3 separate regions of the Homo sapiens genome follow, and all the other regions are linked to region 3. Evidence: chromatin loops called from intact Hi-C (ENCODE). Cell type or tissue: heart left ventricle. All regions are shown on one strand.

Region 1 (2,500 bases), 130 kb after region 3:
AGAAGAAAATCTGTTTAACCTCTGCCCTTAAGACCTGTTCATGTGTGTAAAGGTTTGTTTACACCATTAACATATAAATGGCTCCAGAGTAGATTCATATATTCATGGATGTTGAAGAATGATTTCACTGTTCCTGGGAGAATTGACAGACATAAAAACACAAGCCCACAACCGTATTCTTTAAATTATTAAAGGGTTTACAATGTTTGTTCCTTTGCTAATGAATTTGTTCATTTAATGAAAGGGGCTTACTCTACTGTATTCATGTATGCCCAACTCTGTTCTAAAGCCTGAGATTGACTGATGAATAGGAGATGTATCTTGCACACACAGATCAAAATTTAATGGGGAACAAGTGAAAATGTTTAATTCTTGAAAAAGTCACTTAAATTCCCAAAATGATATAAGTATCCCCAGCTCATGTACTATTTTTTGAGTAGTTTTTGTTACCTTGTTTTTTAAACTATTAACTAAAGTTTAGACCTTATTTGGACACCACCAGCTTATCTTTTATTTATTTATTTATTTATTTATTTATTCATTTATTTATTTTGAGATGGAATTTCACTCGTTTTTGCCCAGGCTGGAGTGCAATGGCACAATCTCGGCTCACTGCAACCTCTGCCTCCATGGTTCAAGAGATTCTCCTGCCTCAGCCTCCTGAGTAACTGGGTTACAGGCATGCACCACCACGCCCGGCTAATTTTGTATTTTTAGTAGAGACGGGGTTTCACCATGTTGGCCAGGCTGGTCTTGAACTCCTGACCTCAGGTGATCCACCCGCCTCGGCCTCCCAAAGTGCTGGGATTACAGGCGCGAGGCACCACGCCCGCTATTATTTTCTCCTTTCTGTTCCAGGATCCAGTCCAGGGTTCCACATTACATTTAGTTGCCCTGTCTCCTAAGTCTCCTCTGATCTGTGACATTTGCTCAGTATTTACCTATTTTTCATGAGCTCAACAGTCTTGAGGAGTACTGGGCTGAGATCTTTTCTGTAGAATGTCCTCAGTCTGGGCTTGTCTGATGTTTTTCTAATGGTTACACTGGAATTATGGGTTTGGGGAAAGAATACCACAGAGGTGAATTGCTCTTCACATCACATATTATGGGGTGTAAGTCAACCACATGATATCACTGATATTAAGTTTTACCACTTGGTTAAGACAGTGGCTACTAGGTTTCTTTTCTATAAAGTTATGACGGTTTTCTATACTCTAAATTTTGGAAATGAGTTACTAAGTCTAGCTCACCTTTAAGCAGGAGAGGATTAAATTCTACCTGCTAGAGGGAAGGGTAACTATAACTCCAATTATGATTTGGAATATTTTTGTAAAGATTTGTCTCTTCTCCCTCATTTTTTTACACAAGTGAAATTTATTGTCATTGATATCCATGTGGATTCATGGATATTCATTTTATACTTTGTTTTATAAGCCAATCATTCAATACTGCATTATTTTGTTGCTCAAATCATTCCGGCTTTGGCCACTGGAAGTTAATTCATTTTTAATTCTAAAATATCAGTTATAGGGGATTCCAGGCCAACAGTCTTAACCAACATTCTTAAACAGTAGCTCATCTAGAATAATCTGTAATATCTAACCTAATAGTCCTTTCCTGCTTAACTATACTGGAGTTAACATTAATCCTTATATCTGAACAGGTGTTGTGTCATGAATTTATCTCTTTTCCTCTGATATCGATGAAAACTACAACCTATGTGAGCAAGCCAGGTTGTCCAATGGTCAACCTGTGAGGCTTAGCTTTGGCAAGGTGATTTGCTGCACTCTAATAATCTATGGAGCAATGCAAAAGAAATACACGATTATCTTTTTTTTTGATGCAGCGAAGCAAAGTTTTACCTAGAAGTCAAGTCATGACCAAGAGGTTCATAAGACTAATAAAAATGGACAGGAGGTATTTGTACGCTGATATTTCTTCCATAGTACACTTGGAAACTTTTATAAACATATATATTTTCAGGTAAGCCTGTATGCTTGTTATATTTAGTATTTTGCATATGGCCCATTTCCCTCTCCCCTCGGTGGATACCTGCATTATTAATAGGTTATCAACATTAACATTTTCCAAAGCTTGCAGAATACCAATTTGTGAGGAGAAGGTCACCAAATTCTGCTATGATTTAGCCATACCAAAGTGATCACTCACAGTACCAGAAACTTTGTTTTTTCTCTACATGAAGCCAAGACAATTGCCCTCCAACACAGTGGGTCTTCAAGTACAAAGACTAAATTAAAATCTGCTTACAAAGTTTATTTTTAAAGTAATTTAAAACACAGTGTAACCATACATTAAAAATATTGTGGCAATTTAGATTAGGAATAAACATGAGGTTATTTACATGTTGGCATATGTATGTGTGTATATATACACAAAGTGCAGATAAATACAGAACACTACAAAATAAACAAAAAATTCAATGATAATTTATGGACAATCACTTTTATATTTATTACTTAATTTGTCATGTTAATGACTG
Region 2 (2,500 bases), 310 kb before region 3:
TCATTCCTTCATGTCATCTCCCCCAGCAGTGAGTGAGATGCTGCAATATTTGAGTTTTGCAAATAAATATATTCAAATATAACATAAATATATCTAAAAATAGATTTTTAATAAATAACATTATTTTTAATTTTTACTATGTAAAAGTCCTAATTCTTGTAGAAGATTTAGTAATATTAATCAATGACAACTGTCATCTATTAAACAGACATAAATGGCAGATTCTGTGCTAGGTCTTCAATCTACTTCATCTCATTGAATATGACAACCCTATGTGTAGATATTGTTCTATCAGAGATGACAACATTCAAGTTCAGTCAGATCAAATAACTGGCTCAAAGTTAGATAGCTAATATGTGGTAGAATCAAGATTTAAGTAAGAACTTTTTGGAAATAACAGTAAAGTGCAAGAAGTAGGTATTGGAGTTAAAATGCCTTAATTCGCCTGACTGTGTTTGACGTTTGTGGATGGAGGATGATTTACACACATTTAATGGTGTTGCATCCGTATGTTATAGCATTGCAAAAATGGAAGGACTTATTTCCCACTCTGAGAAGAAAAACAACTCACTCCACACACTATCACAGCTCACTAGGAAAGCCAGTCACTCAGAGGAGCTGCGACGGGCAGAGGGCTACAGAAGCTCAGGTCATGGAGAGAGAGCCCATTTTGCACTGCCATGTCCAGAGTTCACACACACAAAAAGACTGATTTTTTTTTTTTTTTTTTGGTTACAAAGACACAAAAACATAAAGCTAGCATACAAAGAGTGGTCTGTTCTGGTGAGACTCTCGGTTTTGTTGCTGGTTTATTCTGAATTCTCTTATATTTCCTCATCACATAGGTTAAAACAAACACTAGCTCTTTAGCAAGAAAACCTTGGAGCATAAGCACTGCAACTGATCAAAGATGGATACAGAAGGTTCTGATAAATGTATAGCATTTCTTTATTTTTCCTTGCAGAGCATTTGACTCAGTACCTTGTGGAGAAGACAAAAAGATTTGATAATAATCACTGTACCCCTTTTTTCATATATATGGATCCCATCTGACTATTAAAATTGTACTTCATAGTGAAAAAAAAGTAGATGAATGCTTAAACAATGCTTCTTTAATATATCTTATTTTTCTCTGGGTGCACGTCATGTTCTATCTTAACACATTTGCTAATTTAATTTTCACAGTAGTCCCCATCTTGCATCTTAGAGAAGAGAAGTAGCAATCATTGTTCTTGCTGAAGACCAGGATTCTAAACCCAGCGCTTTTAAGACCAAGGCCAGTACTTTATGTATGCAAGCATGTAGAGTAATTGCAAAAGAAGAGGCTCTCTCAAGAGGAAGAGTGTTGAAGTAATTTTCAAAGTCAGGTCAAGTTGCTCCTGTCTATCAGCAGTGAAGGTAGGTAAAGAACAATTTGTCTTTCAATTTGCCAATGAAGGATAGAAGCAAAAAGCATCTTGACCTAGGTAAGCCAGCAGAGGGTGCCATTGTCCCTTCCTGTAGATGTAATCATGCAAGCCCAAGGGGCTCACCTTTCTTGCCTAAAGGAAAAGGTCCAGGCGAGAGGTCCCAAACTTCTCAGGTCATAATGCTCCTGCATCTTCTTTCCACAAAATTTAGATCAGTAAAAAAATTTTCCTATAAGCAAACAGGGAGCTGAGCTTTATGGATACAGGTAACTTAGTATCTTTGAAACCGGCTTTAAGTAATTTTTTTGAACTCACTAGAAAATGTTTTTTCAATGACTAAATGAGACCTGGGAGGACACACAATAGTCCCTGCTGTCTGGCTTTGAATAACTTTAATTTTCTTTTTTAGGAAGAGAGGATTAGTCTGTGAAGAAGCAGCTTTGCCCAGCCCTACCAGAAGAATCAGAGTTTAAACTGCCATAGAGTGATTTCTAACCCCGTCCCCAAACCACCACCACCACCACCATCATCCTAAATTCTCATCCAGCCACCTTGCTGGACCTATTAAACAGTGGACAACACAAGGACTTCTGTCCACAGGAAGCACTTAATAAACAGTGGTTGAATGTGCGAGTGCAGCCCCTGCTTAAATACCCCCAACAGCAACAAAGTGATGTGCACATTCCCCAGCTACCCATCCTGCCACGGTTTTGAGCTGCCCTGCTTGTATGTGTCAGGAGTGAGCATGCTGAAAATCAAGCAAAGAAGATGTTTACATGTGTCTTTTGCTTGCCAGTGGTTACAGACACAGCCTTACTCTCACCATAAACGCTTCAAAAGTACCTGCTGAATTGAGTAAGTAGGAGCTGGCTCTAATTATGAGTAATAAATGAAACTGAGCCAGGAAAATTGAGTATGAAACAGTTTAAGGGGAAGACATTAATGATAAAGTCTGCTCATGTGTGTAACTGCCTCCCACCAGCAGCAGTGGCTGTCCCCTGCCTTAATTAACTTAGCAAAAGAAATAGTTCAGCCTAGAGCTCTTCATGCGGGGATGCAATGAGAGGATGAAGGAGGCAGGGGAAAGCACA
Region 3 (2,500 bases):
AGGATGGAGGCCAAGGGCAGGAGCTGACCAGCGCCGCCCTCCCCCGCCCCCGACCCAGGAGGTGGAGATCCCTCCGGTCCAGCCACATTCAACACCCACTTTCTCCTCCCTCTGCCCCTATATTCCCGAAACCCCCTCCTCCTTCCCTTTTCCCTCCTCCTGGAGACGGGGGAGGAGAAAAGGGGAGTCCAGTCGTCATGACTGAGCTGAAGGCAAAGGGTCCCCGGGCTCCCCACGTGGCGGGCGGCCCGCCCTCCCCCGAGGTCGGATCCCCACTGCTGTGTCGCCCAGCCGCAGGTCCGTTCCCGGGGAGCCAGACCTCGGACACCTTGCCTGAAGTTTCGGCCATACCTATCTCCCTGGACGGGCTACTCTTCCCTCGGCCCTGCCAGGGACAGGACCCCTCCGACGAAAAGACGCAGGACCAGCAGTCGCTGTCGGACGTGGAGGGCGCATATTCCAGAGCTGAAGCTACAAGGGGTGCTGGAGGCAGCAGTTCTAGTCCCCCAGAAAAGGACAGCGGACTGCTGGACAGTGTCTTGGACACTCTGTTGGCGCCCTCAGGTCCCGGGCAGAGCCAACCCAGCCCTCCCGCCTGCGAGGTCACCAGCTCTTGGTGCCTGTTTGGCCCCGAACTTCCCGAAGATCCACCGGCTGCCCCCGCCACCCAGCGGGTGTTGTCCCCGCTCATGAGCCGGTCCGGGTGCAAGGTTGGAGACAGCTCCGGGACGGCAGCTGCCCATAAAGTGCTGCCCCGGGGCCTGTCACCAGCCCGGCAGCTGCTGCTCCCGGCCTCTGAGAGCCCTCACTGGTCCGGGGCCCCAGTGAAGCCGTCTCCGCAGGCCGCTGCGGTGGAGGTTGAGGAGGAGGATGGCTCTGAGTCCGAGGAGTCTGCGGGTCCGCTTCTGAAGGGCAAACCTCGGGCTCTGGGTGGCGCGGCGGCTGGAGGAGGAGCCGCGGCTGTCCCGCCGGGGGCGGCAGCAGGAGGCGTCGCCCTGGTCCCCAAGGAAGATTCCCGCTTCTCAGCGCCCAGGGTCGCCCTGGTGGAGCAGGACGCGCCGATGGCGCCCGGGCGCTCCCCGCTGGCCACCACGGTGATGGATTTCATCCACGTGCCTATCCTGCCTCTCAATCACGCCTTATTGGCAGCCCGCACTCGGCAGCTGCTGGAAGACGAAAGTTACGACGGCGGGGCCGGGGCTGCCAGCGCCTTTGCCCCGCCGCGGAGTTCACCCTGTGCCTCGTCCACCCCGGTCGCTGTAGGCGACTTCCCCGACTGCGCGTACCCGCCCGACGCCGAGCCCAAGGACGACGCGTACCCTCTCTATAGCGACTTCCAGCCGCCCGCTCTAAAGATAAAGGAGGAGGAGGAAGGCGCGGAGGCCTCCGCGCGCTCCCCGCGTTCCTACCTTGTGGCCGGTGCCAACCCCGCAGCCTTCCCGGATTTCCCGTTGGGGCCACCGCCCCCGCTGCCGCCGCGAGCGACCCCATCCAGACCCGGGGAAGCGGCGGTGACGGCCGCACCCGCCAGTGCCTCAGTCTCGTCTGCGTCCTCCTCGGGGTCGACCCTGGAGTGCATCCTGTACAAAGCGGAGGGCGCGCCGCCCCAGCAGGGCCCGTTCGCGCCGCCGCCCTGCAAGGCGCCGGGCGCGAGCGGCTGCCTGCTCCCGCGGGACGGCCTGCCCTCCACCTCCGCCTCTGCCGCCGCCGCCGGGGCGGCCCCCGCGCTCTACCCTGCACTCGGCCTCAACGGGCTCCCGCAGCTCGGCTACCAGGCCGCCGTGCTCAAGGAGGGCCTGCCGCAGGTCTACCCGCCCTATCTCAACTACCTGAGGTGAGGGCCCGGGACGGGGCACGCCCAGCGCGTCCGGGAGTAGCGGTTCCGTTGGCGGCGGCGGCCGCCAACCCTCAGCCCCAGCCCCAGCGCACCGCTGCGCTCCCCGGGGCGGCCGGAGAGGGTGGGCAGCGGGACACAGCACAGGGGCAGTTGCCTCCCTTCTTCTTCCCTCCTCTCCTCACTCTTGGGGACACGAAGGTGGGCGCAGAATATACTATTTTTGGGGCGTGCCTCCCTGAAAGCTGTTTTTTTGTTTGTTTTTTAACTTTCCGAATCTTCCAGATTCCGAAGCAGAACCAACCCCGATTTAAAACGTGCAGCGTCACACTAGGTCCGCTGTAGCCCAGTGGGGCAGAAAGTGCGCGGCGAGTTGGGGGCTTTATGAAATGCTTCTTTCTTAGAAGAAGGACGTTTACCAGGAGTGCTTGTCTTGGAGAGGAGTTAAGGCACCGTTCCCCCGGGAGGGGTGGGACTTGAGAGGTGGCCGGCCAGAACCGAAAGCAGCACCATCTTAGGGATTTGAACACTTCAGTGGCTCAGTTTTCTTAAGAATCTCAAGATTAAAATTAAGTTCACGTGGGAAATGTTTAAACTGTGGATTTAAACGCCTGTCACTGCATTGCACCGTTTTCTTATTATTGCTTGCTATTCACTACAATTTTT

What was found. Peaks named below come from ENCODE experiments on the same cell type or tissue, not always from the same donor. Only the 100,000 strongest peaks of a DNase experiment are listed, where the experiment ranks them.
Region 1: it touches region 3 in a loop (2.2-fold over the local background); 14 of 110 quality-filtered maps call a loop at or near these places.
Region 2: a loop joins it to region 3, with 4 times the contacts of the local background. A loop is called at or near these places in 8 of 110 quality-filtered maps.

Annotation. Positions count from the first base shown.
Region 1 is chr11:100,993,695-100,996,194 of GRCh38, reverse strand. ARHGAP42 (Rho GTPase activating protein 42) reads right to left here. Exons shown (of 24, transcript NM_152432.4): 24 at 2,254-2,500. Among named protein-coding and RNA genes, the nearest start is that of SNORD13I, 61 kb to the right of the region's middle. In heart left ventricle, no CTCF peak of the experiment used is centred here; no DNase peak of the experiment used is centred here.
Region 2 is chr11:101,435,701-101,438,200 of GRCh38, reverse strand. It overlaps LOC124902737 (a long non-coding RNA gene), which reads left to right. Exons shown (of 3, transcript XR_007062861.1): 2 at 1,186-1,398; 3 at 1,819-2,500. Among named protein-coding and RNA genes, the nearest start is that of MIR3920, 83 kb to the left of the region's middle. In heart left ventricle, a CTCF peak has its summit at 1,487 (motif pointing right); no DNase peak of the experiment used is centred here.
Region 3 is chr11:101,126,768-101,129,267 of GRCh38, reverse strand. It overlaps PGR (progesterone receptor), which reads left to right. Exons shown (of 8, transcript NM_000926.4): 1 at 1-1,834. The coding sequence starts at 198. It also overlaps PGR-AS1. Among named protein-coding and RNA genes, the nearest start is that of PGR, 1.8 kb to the left of the region's middle. In heart left ventricle, a CTCF peak has its summit at 995; DNase peaks (open chromatin) are centred at 667, 787, 1,637 and 2,267; H3K4me3 peaks cover 2,500 bases; H3K27ac peaks cover 2,125 bases; H3K27me3 peaks cover 688 bases.